Regions from separate parts of the Homo sapiens genome. Here region 2 is linked to region 1. A link is an interaction called in ENCODE POLR2A ChIA-PET data of the cell type or tissue named here. Cell type or tissue: PC-9. All regions are shown on one strand.

The links. ChIA-PET counts read pairs that join two places held together with the same protein. Peaks named below come from ENCODE experiments on the same cell type or tissue, not always from the same donor. Only the 100,000 strongest peaks of a DNase experiment are listed, where the experiment ranks them.
Region 2: POLR2A ChIA-PET joins it to region 1 with 6 read pairs; 2 of 35 experiments call an interaction of 5 or more read pairs at or near these places.

What each region holds. Positions count from the first base shown.
Region 1 is chr14:101,479,699-101,482,198 of GRCh38, reverse strand. No RefSeq gene overlaps it. Among named protein-coding and RNA genes, the nearest start is that of LINC03117, 5.2 kb to the right of the region's middle. In PC-9, a CTCF peak has its summit at 1,927; DNase peaks (open chromatin) are centred at 1,038 and 1,788; H3K4me3 peaks cover 1,593 bases; H3K27ac peaks cover 2,436 bases.
Region 2 is chr14:101,533,440-101,535,939 of GRCh38, reverse strand. All of the region lies in intron 4 of LOC105370673 (a long non-coding RNA gene), which reads left to right. Among named protein-coding and RNA genes, the nearest start is that of DIO3OS, 26 kb to the left of the region's middle. In PC-9, no CTCF peak of the experiment used is centred here; no DNase peak of the experiment used is centred here.

The DNA of each region.
Region 1 (2,500 bases):
GCAAAGTTTGCTGGGGACTTGAGTAACTCTCCAGGGAAATGTCTTCCCTGGAGCAGCCTGGGTCCAGGTTACCATTTTCAGGCTCAGCCTCCACACGTGCCACAGGAGAGAGATGGCGCTGCCGAGTCTGGTGGTGTCAATGGCTTTAGTCTAGGAGCGATTCACATCGCTTCCTCTCAGAGCCCTTTGGCCAGAGCTAGTCCCAAGCCCAGGCTAATTGCTGGGGTCAGAGACTGTGTTCATCTGTCGCCTGGAGGAAGAAGAGCATTTAATATGGGTAAGCAGTAGAAGCCTCCACATGCAGCAGGTGGTTTTCTCAAGTTGCCCCTCCACTGGCGTTAGAACCTCTGAGGTTCTGGTTTGGTGCAAGGATGGCAATCCTGCCATCCCACCTTCTCTCTGCCCCTGGATGGCCACTGAAAGCCACTGGGACTGCCTGACACCTGAGGTGGCTTCATGCCAGCACCGACTTATCACTCTCGCTCTTGGCTTTCCCCTGCCTTTGGCCTCTGGGAAACTCCTTGCCTTTCTTGTAAGCTCAGTTCCACGTGGAAAGTGATGTGTAGTGTATTTTATGTAGCACCCTGGGCACTTAGTTTTGGGAGGTATTAGTATTCACACTTTATAGAAGAGGAAAGAAAGCAGAAAGCCTCAGTACCTTGCCCAAGCCACACATCAGGGATGTCCTGGAGCCGTGCTTCTCAGCCAACCTCTTCTGACTCGGCAGCCAGTGCTCCTCTTGGGAGCCATGGTAGTCTCCTTCCTACAGAGAGGCAGGGATTGGGTCTGGCATGGAACTTTGGGGCAGGCTTCCCAGAGGAGGTAGCCTTTGACCTGGTCTAGAAGGATACACAGTGGGTCAACGGGAGGACATGGCGGAGGATGCAGCCTGGGCAAGGGCCTGAGGGTGTGAAAAGGCAGAGACACATGTTAGGTGCTCAATCAATGTTTGCTGAATAAACGAATAAATACATAGCCAGGGAGAGGAACGGGGGGGATGAATAACGCTGTTGGTAAAGCATGAGTCAGTTTCTTGCAATGGCTTGTGTTTGACCTGCCGTTTTTCTACCTGCTCTTGCCTAATTTCCTAAGCTAAACAAACTGGGAAGAATTTGTGGGAATGCCAGAGAATGAGTCTCTCTTCCAGTCTTAGCAATTGCAGTTACCTAAAATTACAAGCCTGTCTGATCTCATTAGCAAAATAAGACTCAGCGAGGACCCAAGGTGGAAGTTCAGTCCTGACAAGGAGACGCTGAGGTCTTTTCAGGGCTCCAGCTCCCTGCTCCCTGCTCCCGGAGCCCCCCGCCCCTGAGCCCTGACTAACATCTCAAATCTCTGGCAGCTGGAGGCCTGTTGAGTTAGCTCCCGCAGGTCTGGTCCATCAGCACGCCCGGGGAGGAAGAGAAAGCAAACAGGGAAATTCCGAGTTCAGCCTGGACTTCAGTCAAACCCGCTTTCCTTCATAAACACCCTCCCTTGCACTTATTACAATGAGGGAACTTGAGCCAGTGGCCTGGAGCAGGGATTAGATGATCCAGAAAGGGCCACCGAGGCATCTGTCGATGGGAAAGCCAGCGAGTGTGTCTCAGCCACTAAGTGATGGCTCTACAGGGCACTTAGAGGAACGTTTAGGGGCCTCAGACCTATTTAAGGACCTTGAGTTTCAGGTAATGAGAGAGTCAAAGATATTTAAGCTCGCAGAATAAAATCAAGAGGTCTTATTTGTAGAGTAAAGCCGAGGCTCTCTTGGGAACGTTTTAGAAGACAGAAACATTGTTGCCTGCTCTGATGGCTAGAGTATTTCACAAGAGTAATGCTTCTTTATTGATCGCCTCCTGGGGGCCAGGCTGGAATTAATGCTTTTACACCAATTAGCTTAAGCAATCCTCATAAAAGCTCTGCAGAGCAGGTATCATTATCCCTGTTTTGCAGATGAGGGATTGAAGATGGGGTGGTTAAGTAACTTGCCCCAGGTCACTTAACTGGTAAGTGTGGCCCGGGGACCCGGCCTGTCCATTAAGCTCCGCAGGCCCAGGGCGAGGATGTCTGTCTCAACCTGATACCTTTAGGGGCCCAAGAACATCTCTCTAACTTTGCTTAAACCAGAAAAAAATATGTGGAAGCATTTGAAGATTTATTAATTTTTTTATTTTTAAATTTTATTTATTTATTTCATACTTAGGGACATTTACTACAATTTTCCCCCCAGCTTTTATTTTAGGTTCAAAGGTACATGTGCAGGTTTGTTACATGGGTAAATTGCATGTCATGGGGTTTGGTGTACAGATAATTTTGTCACCCAGGTCATCCGAATAATACCTGAAAGGTAGTTTTTCCATCCTCAGCCTCTCCCCTCCCTCCACCCTAGAGTATGTCCCAGTGTTCCCTGTTTCCTCCTTTGTATCCATGTGTGCTCAGTGTTTAGGTCACATTTATAAGTGAGAACATGCAGTATTTGATTTTCTGTGCCTGCGTTAATTCGCGTAGGATGACGGCCTCC
Region 2 (2,500 bases), 54 kb before region 1:
GGCGACCACAGTGTGGTTTGGGGTTGGAGCTGAGAGTGAAAGGTGGGAAGGAAGGAGAGAGAAGCAGCCCCCCACCCAGTCCTGGGGGGCCCTGTACAGGCAAGTGAAGGCCCTGGAGCACCATTCCAGGCAGTGGGCAGGGAGGGAGAGGCCAGATCTAGGGAGTAGAAAGGGCAGCAGCAGGGGGTGGGGCTGAGGAAGACGGGACTCTGAGGACGACACCCGGCTTTCTGGCTTGGGCAGCGGGGGGTCCGTTGTCTGGGGAGGGGCCCTGGAGAAGACCTGTGTGCCACATCTTCTCTTGGGGAGGCATCACCCACGAGGTGGTCTGGGCCCAGCCGTTTCCTCCTGGGCCCCTGTCTGTGTCTTCAGTCCGAGAACTGGGCCAGGGCTGGGCAGATTTAACAGCCATCCGGAGCCTGTGGCATCTGCCTCGCCAACCAAATTCTGACCTTCTGGTGTTTAGGGTTGCAAAGTGTAACTTCCTGTTTTTAAGAGAAAAGGATTAGAAACACTTATAAAAAAGCCTTTTGAAAGGCATCAAAAGACTTCCTGAACGTCAGATGACTCTTACAAAAGAGCCAGTTAATGATTTAAGCAACATGAATGAGAACCATACTGGCCGCACCCACCGTGGTCTCACAGCTCCTTACAGTGCCCAGGAGGGCTTGGTGGCCAAGTGCAGTGGGGATGGAGGGGACCCGGAGAAGCTAAAAAATACTCCTGGGGGCAGTGGACGCCCTGTCTCTGGACACAGGTGTCAGAGGGGATGGTCAGGGGACATGGAGTTTGGCAGTGGCTGGGCAGCCCTAGCCAGGTGAGCCCTAACCTCTTGCCCCATCGGCTCTCGGCTCCAGCATTTCCAACCTCCTCAGGTTCCTCAAAGTTCCATCAACCTCCCCTGATGCCTAGTTCTAGTCCATCTCAGCCACCCACTGCCCCCTCCTCTGTATCTAAGCTGTGGACATCCAAGTGTCCCCTCGGCCTGGTGGACTCGCCACCTTTGTGTGGTCTGCCTTGAAGTTTCCCCTGTCCCCCCACCACAGCCCAGACCCTGCCGACCATGGTGGCTGCCTCCCTGCTGGACTCTGGTGCTGCCTCTGTTCTGTCTGCTCATCCTTGGCCCTCTGCTGCTGCCCGGTGTCCCTGTCCTGGACACAGAGGAGGTGCAGACCTTGTCCCACTCTTAGTAGGACAGGGTCTCCTCCACCCTGTGCTGTGGTCTGGCCTCTGAGAAGGCGTGGGAAAGGCCTGGCGACTCCTCGCTAGGGGCTGGGGCCACCCCAAGAAGCCTGTGGTCCCCAAAGCTGGGCTTAATGGAGATTCAGAGCTGCAGATGCTAGCCCCCTGTTCCCTGGAGCCCTGTCTTCATGGAGAGTGGGAGCTCTGAGGACCCCCCTACTTTCTGCATTGCAGGTATGGCACCTCTGCCTCATCTCCCTACCAACCCAGAGGCCCCTGACTGCTTCCTCTGCCCAAGCTCTCAGGCTTTTCAGAACCACCTAGAGGCCCCGGCCCAGCCTGGGTCCTGCCCACTGAGCCAGCCAGGTGCCCCTTGGCGCCTGCCACCCTGGCCTCATTCCCACACCTGGGCCAGCTGACCTCACATGTCCTTCCAGGACCTCCCCAGTTAGGAATCTTTGCTCCTCAGTTTTGCTCCAAAGAGGGCACGCCGTTACTTAGGCAGCTATTAAACACTTCAGTGGCTCCCAGAAAATGCCAAGGAATTCTTGGAATAAAAATAACAATGAATAAAGTTGCCTGGAAATGAGGCTATGGGGCTGAATTTGATTACGCCCCATTTAGAAGAGAAAATTAGCTTATTACAGCTGAGGTGAGGCGAGGATTTCTGTCTTCTTCAGGAAAAAAGACACTTTTCAGCCTCTCCTCCCCCAGGCCCAGTGCCCCCCCCACCCCCAGTCCTGAGTTTTAAGGTGATCTGGGCCTTGGCTAAGGTCACGCCCTCAAGGGCTAGCACTCCTAGGCCGGGGCTGGTGGCTGTCCCGACGCATGGGCCAGTATCTGGTGGCCACACTCGCCGGGTTAGCACATCCCCGTGATGGGTGTCTGTGCAGATGTGGGGTGGAGAGGTGAATGCTGTGGGTTTCCTGGTCACCCCTGCAAAGCAAAACCCACAATTCCCGTGCTATCTGCCTGCACCTGCCCCAGGAACCTGCATGTCACCCCCACTCTCCCTCCCTCACCACACAGACCTGCTCATCCCACCTCCTAGATAGATGTATGTAGAGTCTCTCCACCCTTCTGTCAGGCCCGGGCGTCCTCCCCATCTCTCTTTCAGCCACGACACACAGGATCTCCCTCCTGCCCAGCCTCACCCTGGTGTACCCCCTGCTGGATACTCCTCTATGGCTCCCCATTGTCCTCAGGACCAAGGCAGAACTCCTTATCCTGGCACATGAAGCTGTGTTCGTTTCCCTCAGCTGCTTTGATGGCTGGTTTTTATGTGTCAACTTGACTAGGGCACAGGGTGCCCAGATAT